2 separate regions of the Homo sapiens genome follow, and region 2 is linked to region 1. A link is a contact called in ENCODE Hi-C or POLR2A ChIA-PET data. All regions are on one chromosome and are shown on one strand. The core of a region is the stretch at or near the end of the contact, and the rest is flanking DNA. Distances in the headings are between cores, read along the strand shown.

Region 1 (4,250 bases), core at 833-3,332:
ACTATTGATGAAAAATATATCACCCATGATTTTTCCTTGCCCAGGGTCATGTTAACATTTTGTGAAATATCCTACAACACATTTAAATATGTATTTATGCTTTCTATAATTAAAAATGGACCACATGAGAAATGTTTTCAATAATATTTGGTGAAAATATTTGCATCTCCATATAGCTCTGCTGCAAGGTATTTGGTAAGATCCAAATATCTGGGTGTGCTACTAGAAACCATTTTTATAAATAATGTTGAAATGAACAGGTTTGTGTATAGATCTTGAAGTACCCAGCTGATAACTTCCTTGAGATCAAAAGGAAATTCGTGGATCAACCAGCGTGCATTTTTATAAGACATTTAATTCACATTGCCAACTTGCTGTATGAGCCCATTTATATAAATTTCAAAACACTCAAGGCTAAATTACAGTGTTTCTAGGTGAATAGTTAGGTTACAAAAGTAATGGAAATGATGTACCAATTCACCCTCCCACTAGAATTGTACAAGAATGCCTCTTTTCCTACATCTTTGCTAACATTGGGTATCATTAATTTTTTTTCACAGAAAGTCTTTTAGTTTCTTCTGAAGGAGTGAAGCCCTTGTCCTCCCTGATTTTAATGTAATTGTTTCTTTGCTTCTCTTTTATGCTTTTGCTGCCTAACTATTCACCCTAGAAACATTATAATTTAGTCTTGCATGTTTTTAAATTTATATAAATGAGATTATGTAGCATTTATTATTTTACTCCTGGCTTCTTTCATCCATTATTATGCCTGTTAAATACATCTATGTGGTCACATGGAGCTGTGTCATGTCCATTTTCATGGATATATATTATTCCATTGTTAGAACACCCAGCAATGTATTCATTCTATTGTTGCTGGACATTTTAGCTGTTTCTAGCTTTTGACTCCTATCAAGAATGCTGCTGAGAACCTTCTTATACAGGTTTCCTGTGCACAAGCTTTTTTTAAAAGGACAGCTGTGATTCCACTTTATGTCACTGGGAACTGGAGCCTTTTGGTAACAATGAGATGCAGGGATCTAACTGTGTATTCAGGATGCTGCTCTAGCCCATTTCCTGCTTGCCACGGGGTATGTGGATGGGGCTGGAGGTCATTCTTATTAAAATTCTTCCTAAAAATCAAGGCAGAAAGAAGCAAGAACTTTCTGGGCAAGATAAAGGGGACAACTTGAAAGGGTACTGAACTGGAGATCAAAGAGCCCTTCATGCTGCTGGCTTTTGATGTTAGCATTAACTGCACACACTGTGGTCATTAATTAACTTGTGTTCAGAGCTTGCTGCATTCCCCCACCTACTGTCTCCTAATCAGCAACCCTCCACTCAAGGCCAACATCATCATTATCAAGTTCTGGGACTTGATGTGAGGGTGCCTTTGGCTGCTGTGGGCACTCGGTGCTGCTGGAACAGCCCTGGGGAAGAGCTTTGAAGCACACTTACAGAGGCTGTAAAATCTGAGAAAGTTGGGACCAGAAGTCCTGCCTGCTGGATCATGACAGGCAGACTCCATGGCTTTTACAGGCTTGTTGGAGAAAGTGGAGTTTCGATGAAACATAAGTGGTGCTTGTTTTCATTCCATGTAGCTAGTAAGCAGGGCATGTTCAGGGAAGAATCCCGTTCTTCTACTCATACTCCCTTTTGTCTTCCTCGGCTCCATGCCTCTTGTTTTAGAAATTAATTTATCTATGTAGCTCTGAGGAATAGAAATTAATTTGTTTTAGAAATTAATTTATCTATGTAGCTCTGAGGAATAGATATACATATCCCTCTAATGAGCCTTTGACAGAGGTGCCAATACAGCCCTAAAGGCAACAAGGGAAAACAGAGGACTGAGAAGTGGGAAAAGGAAACATGGAGAAAATGGGTGTCTACAGGTAACACTAATCTATGGTGATAGAGGCGAGATGAGTGGCATCAAATGGGAAGGGACACAAGGGAACGTTTTGGGGGAGTCAGAATATTTTAAATCTTGATCTCGGTGGTGGTTATGCGCATAAATTCATCAAGTGCACACTTAGATCTTTGCACTTTACTAAATGTAAGTTATACATAAAAAATGAAGTCTGCCAGGGAGTTTCGCTTTCACTGGCCATCTGTGCTTTACCATCAACTTCCTCCTTTATACTACAGGTGTTATATATATTCCATATACACATGATTTAAACCCCTCAATTATGATGCTATAATTTTTACTTTCAACAGTGATACGTATTTTAGAGAAAAATAATAAATATTGTTTTTTATATTTACCCATCTAGTTACCATTTGTAAAGAATGTTTTGGGAAATCCAAATTTCCATCTGCTATCATTTCCTGTTAGCCTGAAAAACTTTCTTAAGCATTTCTTGTGGTGCAGACAGCAAACATTGTTAGTTTTCATTTATAAGAAAACGTCTTTATTCTGCCTTCAGTCTTGAAGGATATTTTTACTAGATATAGAATCCTAGCTCTAGGTTTTACCATTTTTCCTTTTGCACCTTAAAAATATTTTACTCTTGGCCGGACACAGTGGCTCACACCTGTAATTCTAGCACTTTGGGAGGCAGAGGCGGGCAGATCACCTGAGGTCAGGTGTTTGAGACCAGCCTGGCCAACACGGTGAAATCCTGTCTCTACTAAAAATACAAAATTAGCTGGGCGTGGTGGTGTGTGCCTGTAATCCCAGCTATTCAGGAGGCTGAGGCAGGAGAATCACTTGAACCTGGGAGGTGGAGGTTGCAGTGAGCCGAGATCAAGCCATTGCACCCCAGGCTGGGTGACAAGAGCGAAACTCTGTCTCAAAAAAAAAAAAATTTTTTTTTTACTCTCTTCTGGCTTCTTTTTTTTTTTTTTCCTAATGAGAAATCAGCTATCATCTGTATTGTTTTCCTGTATATAATGAGTGCTTTACTCTGATGCTTCCAAGATTTTTTTTTTTGTCTTTGGGTTTCAACAGTTTGGGTAAGATGTACATAGGTATAGTTTTCTTTGTATTTATCCTGCTTGGGGTTTACTGAATCTTTAAATGTATGTCCTTTAGCAAGTTTGGTAATCTTCCTCTCATTATTTCTTCAGAAATTTTTTGTGTCCCATTCCTTCTCTTTTCTCTTCCTCTGGGACTATAATTACGTGTATGTTATACATGTTATTCTTTGCTTTCTCACAAGTCCTGGAGGCTCTCCTCTTTTTCAATTTTTTTTCTGTTTTTATTTATATTTTTAATTTATTTCTGAGACAGAGTTTCATTCTTGTTGCCCAGGCTGGAGTCTAGTGGCACAATCTCGGCTGACTGCAACCTCCGCCTCCCGGGTTCAAGCGATTCTCCTGTCTCAGCCTCCAGAGTAGCTGGAATTACAGGCACTCACCACCATGCCCGGCTAATTTTGTATTTTTAGCAGAGACGGGGTTTCACCATGTTGGCCAGGCTGGTCTTGAACTCCTGACCACAGGTGATCTGCCCGCCTCGGCCTCCCAAAGTGTTGGGATTACAGGCATGAGCCACCACCCCCAGACTTTTCTGTTTTTAGATTGGGTAATTCTTTTGATCTATCTTCACATTTACTGACCCTTTCCTTTGTCATTTCCAATTCATTGTTAAGCCCATCAGTGAGTTTTTAAAATTGCAGATATTATATTTTGTAATTCTAGTATTTTCATTTGGTTCTTTTCTATTTCTCTGTTGTGATTTTCTTTCTGCTCATTTGTTATGAGTATATTTCCTTTATATATTTGAGCGTAATTATAATGGCTGTTTTAAAACTTTTGTTTCTTAATTCCAACATATAAATCATCTTAGGAGTCTCCATTGATTGTCATTTTTCTTGTATATGAGTCATATTTTCCCATTTTTTCTTATGTCTTGTAATTTTGGATCATGTTGTGCATATTGTGAATGATATAGAGACTCTGCATTCTCTTATGTTACTCTAAAGAGTATTGATTTTGTGTTTTAGCAGGCAATTAACCTAGTTGATTTCAGTTTCTAAATTCTTTTCCTCTGTGGTGTGGCAACTGAAATCTGTTTAGTTCTTTTAGCTCGAGCTAGATTTCTTGGTATCTATCCAACATATGTATATTTTAGAGGCTGGCCAGAGATTTGGGCAGAGTTTATATGTAGAATTTGAGTCTCCCTTCTGCGGCTATTTCCTTTCCACTATTTCTCCTTTCACTTCTCTGCTGTTATTGCTTTGAATTTTGTCTTCCGATTTCTTAGCTAGCAAGGTTTCTGTGCAAGTTTTAGCCACCTTTTGGTG
Region 2 (4,250 bases), core at 885-3,384, 100 kb before region 1:
GGGAGGCCAGGCGCGGTGGCTCACGCCTGTAATCCCAGCACTTTGGGAGGCTGAGGCAGGTGGATCATGAGGTGAGGAGTTCAAGACCAACCTGACCAACATGGTGAAACCCCATCTCTTCTAAAAATACAAAAATTAGCCGGGCGTGGTGGTGTGCGCCTGTAATCCCGGCTACTCAGGAGGCTGAGGCAGGAGAATCTCTTGAAACTAGGAGGTGGAGGTTGCAGTGAGCTGAGATTGCGCCACTGCACTCTAGCCTAGGCGACAGAGTGAGACTCCGTCTCAAAACAAACGAACAAAAAAAAAGCCGGCGGCACAGGCTCACACCTATAATCCCAGCACTGTGTGAGGCCAAGGCAGTTGGACCACCTGAAGTCAGGAGTTCAAGACCAGCCATGCCAACATGGTGAAACCCCATCTCTACTAAAAATACAAAACAAAATCAGCCAGGTGTGGTGGCGCACGCCTGTAATCCCAGCTACTCCAGAGGCTGAGGCTCGAGAATCGCTTGAACCCAGGAGATGGAGGTTGCAATGAGTTGAGATCATGCCACTGCACTCCAGCCTGAGTAAGACTTTGTCTCAAGAAAAAAAAAAAAAAAAAGCTCTATATTAGTAATGAATACAACTGCAGTTTTTAATGGCCATAAACTTACAGGATTCTTAAATGCATAAATCACAGAAATATGCAGTAACTGCAGCTACATACACAGTCCTAAATAGAATATCAGGTTTAAGACTCAAAGTACAAAGACCATTAAAAACATTTATTTGCCAAATCCAGTGAGAAACTAGGAGCAACTTAACAGCTGTCTAAATAACCACAAAATATTAAAAAATACTTCTGGCTCAATGTAAATGACATCTGAAGAGAGATGCTGCCTCCTCCAACAGACGTCTCATTTGTTCGCCTAGAACCATTTATATTTCATTGAAGCCAGCTGGTGTCTCCGTTTGCAGGCATGCATCAATGTCTGGTGAACAATCTATGTTCCTGTAAACCCTTCCCCATTCACAAGCTGCAGTTTCCATTTTTAATGGCAAGTTTCCAGCAAGTACAATGAGTTCTTACAAAGGAACTTAACTCTTCACAGAATTCAATTCCTAAGGCAGATTAATGGTACCAAGCCATAAACAATGTGAATTAATGTGCCTAACAAACTCACAAATACATTAACATTCACAGAAGGGTATCTTCAGACCATTCATTCACTACATAATGAAAACAATGTGCTGGATTTGATTGACGGTCTCTTATAATGTTGCAATATTTTGGTTTTATTAAAATTCTTTCTTGGGAATGTCATGACAATCTTTTGGCTAAATGGTAGTATTATGAGATGTTTCAAAAACCAATAGTAAAGCATACTTTGGTTTTCAACTAACTTACCAGGGTAAGTATTGATGCAGCTACTAGAGGCATTCATTTCACCAACGATATTCAATGCTTCTGCTCCCCCTCCCCTTACTTCCACTGATCACTTTTCCTTTTCCATACCCAGGGGTATTATAAACCTCACTGCTGACACCCCACATGAGGGTAAGCAAACTTTTTCTGTAAACACCAGAGAGCAAATATGGAGTTTTCGGGGCAATATACTGTGTGTGACAACTATTAAACTCTGCCATCGTCACCTGCAATGAACAATACTTAAAAAAAAAAAAAAAAGAATGAGCACAGCTGTGTTCCAATAAAATTTTATTTATGGACACTGAAATTTGAATTTCACATAATTCTCACGTGTCACAAAATAATTCTTTTGATTCTTTTCCAACCATTTAAAAAATGTAAAGAACATTCTTAGCTCTCAGGCTACACAAAAATATGGCTATACTTTGTCAACCATCCCTAGACCCTGAACAGCATTTCTGAATTAGTAACACTTAGGTGTCCTAAAAAACAGGTTTGGGATAGCTGTGTGTTAAGGAGTCCCTAAAAAATTCATAATGCCAATTAGCATAATAAAGGCTCTAAGCCTTGCGGTTAAGAAAGCAAGCTTAACTTCCGTCAGCTCAGCTAGTCCTTCCTTTTTCCTAGTATTAAGTTGCAACAGTTTGAAAAATATTTAAATAAGAATAGTCAAGTCAAACTTCCTGGGATGACTAAAATGATAGCTAAGGTTTAAAACAGACATCCAAGTTCCTGAAACTAATAAAGCCACAACATGACTTCAGCTATGCCATCAGAAACTGAAAGTATCTAGAGGAGAACAATGATAAAATAAAGTGTATACATGCTCTGAAAAAAAGTCACTTTAGTACTCTAGTTCTACATTAATTTGTATTATATTTGAACTCACAGATGTGAAAGGAAAACAAAGAGTTCCCACAAGTTTGCCAATCTCAATTTGGTAAGCCACTGTCTACTTCCAAACCTAACTACTCATTTTAGTTAATGACAGATGGGTATTTACTCCCATAAAGTTTAAGAATAATCGGTGTTAAAATAGGAAGCTAAAAATCAGGTGCATGAGAAAATTATTTCCAAGTTTACTAACATGAAAACTGGGAAGCTCTTTGATACCTGCACAACACTGCAGCTCCCATTATGACATTACAAAAAACATACAGGACCATACCCCAAATTGGCCATATAAACACAAAGTCAAACTAAATTACATTTAGAATGTCATTCAAAACTACCGTTTAAAAAATGTAATTTTAGCAAGTCAAAATTTCAATTTCAACTTGTTTTCTCAAGTAAACTTTTTGCGATAATATTCAAATTAGTTTGGAAATAACTTTTAGCAGACTCAGAATCAATAAGGATGTGATTTTAGGTTTCAGGATATAATCAAACTTCCAAAGTAGATGTCAAAAAAAAAACACCTTGAAGAAAATAGCAGTATTTTGGAAAGTGAATGTGAATCTCAATCAGCTGGCTTAAACAATTCCAATAATTCCAGTCGTTTTACTACAACAGTCCAATTAATTTAAACTTGAGATAATGTGGAGCCAACTGTATTAACCAACGCTACAGATATGCCAATGAAAAGTCGTTTACAAAGGATCACAATTCTGAATAAGTGTGCTTTAAAGGGGAGGAACATGGTATAGTCCCCAATTGTTCACATACATGCCCAAGATTATTTTGACATTGAGATATAGTACTTTAATTCCCAAACCTAGCACTGTATTAATTCACTCCCTCGACTGAAATGTATTGCTGGTTAGCTCCTTAATGACCTTATTTTGAAATGGCTTTATTAGTTAAGTACAGAATCCATTTCAATTTCCAATGATACCATTTCACTAAAAGACAAATTCCAAAAATGTCAACCACCAGTAGCTCATTCTTGACATTGGCTGTTTCCTTTTTTTTTTCCCAAAGTAAAGCCTAACAATTAATCAACAAATGCCTTTTCAATCTAATTAAAACACAGTTTAGTAAGGTCATTAAATAAATTTATCTAAGAATTTCCGTAAAAACTCACTACAACTCTAAAACAGTATGTCCTTAAATTAGACCAAATATTTAATAGCAAAAATGGTAGCTTGCATATTCGAGGGTCACTCCATGGATTTAGAAAATATTTTTAAATGTGACAAAAAAAAAAAAACACTAAAGTCAGTTTCAAATGGAAGTCACCAAATACAGAGGTATATACTTCGGTTTTTTAAGCTACTGATAACGAGACATTTAAATCAAGCTATGGAAAGGCTTTGTCTAAAGGGTGATATTATTACTAAAGGCTCACACAGAAATCTTTGCATGCTACACACAAAGGAAACATTTACACTTCTAGTCCACAAAAGCCTATCCTAGGATTGTGCCAGGGGCACACAAGGATTTCAAAGTACAGAAAAAACTGGGCATACACATGCCCTACAAAGCAGCCAAAAGACATTCCCCAGTCTCTCTCAGGAAATGTTTCAAGATGAAAAGCAAAAGTCTGAAGTCCCTTGGAATCTTGGGTTGATTTCTTCATTATTCTCAAGGCTAGGTTGTTTTCCCCCAGCATACTTTGTTGGGCAAAAATAAAACATTTCCAAATAAAAGCAACTCCTCAGCCCCAATTTTCAATGCAATATGCTTATTAAAAGTTCAACATTTCTCAAGGTCTAGACTTATAGTGTGATCATATTACAGTACTCGGGAAGAGCATTTTCTTTGTTGTTGACCCTGCTAGGGAAACAGGTCTTGACTCAGCCAAAGTGGCGTTCTTGTGGGTGATTAATGACAGGCCTAGATCTCGCCCTAGTGACATCCATCCCCCACCCCCCACCCCCACTATACTAAAATCAGCCGTG

The links. A loop is a pair of places that touch in the nucleus more often than their neighbours do. ChIA-PET counts read pairs that join two places held with the same protein, here RNA polymerase II (POLR2A). Pooled maps may share reads with other maps.
Region 2: a map of OCI-LY7 shows a loop between it and region 1 (6-fold over the local background). The contact joins two enhancer-like sites. A Hi-C loop is called at or near these places in 20 of 168 maps with a recorded cell type or tissue (B cell, Caco-2, Calu3 and 14 more), 37 of 37 single-sample maps with no recorded cell type and 27 of 50 pooled maps. POLR2A ChIA-PET finds 5 or more read pairs at or near these places in 20 of 52 experiments (AG04450, CD4-positive, alpha-beta memory T cell, GM10248 and 14 more).

Annotation. Positions count from the first base shown.
Region 1 is chr6:87,797,754-87,802,003 of GRCh38, forward strand. The region is part of intron 2 of LOC101928911 (a long non-coding RNA gene); the gene reads left to right. Among named protein-coding and RNA genes, the nearest start is that of AKIRIN2, 98 kb to the left of the region's middle. RefSeq lists enhancers at 971-1,472, 2,111-2,180. Within about 2 kb of position 2,083, at least 2 of the 41 ENCODE cell types and tissues checked have a DNase peak (open chromatin) inside an H3K27ac peak, as active enhancers do; they include B cell and OCI-LY7, where a contact is called at or near this core.
Region 2 is chr6:87,696,722-87,700,971 of GRCh38, forward strand. The region is part of intron 1 of AKIRIN2 (akirin 2); the gene reads right to left. Among named protein-coding and RNA genes, the nearest start is that of AKIRIN2, 3.4 kb to the right of the region's middle. RefSeq lists an enhancer at 1,768-2,287. Within about 2 kb of position 2,135, at least 8 of the 41 ENCODE cell types and tissues checked have a DNase peak (open chromatin) inside an H3K27ac peak, as active enhancers do; they include B cell and OCI-LY7, where a contact is called at or near this core.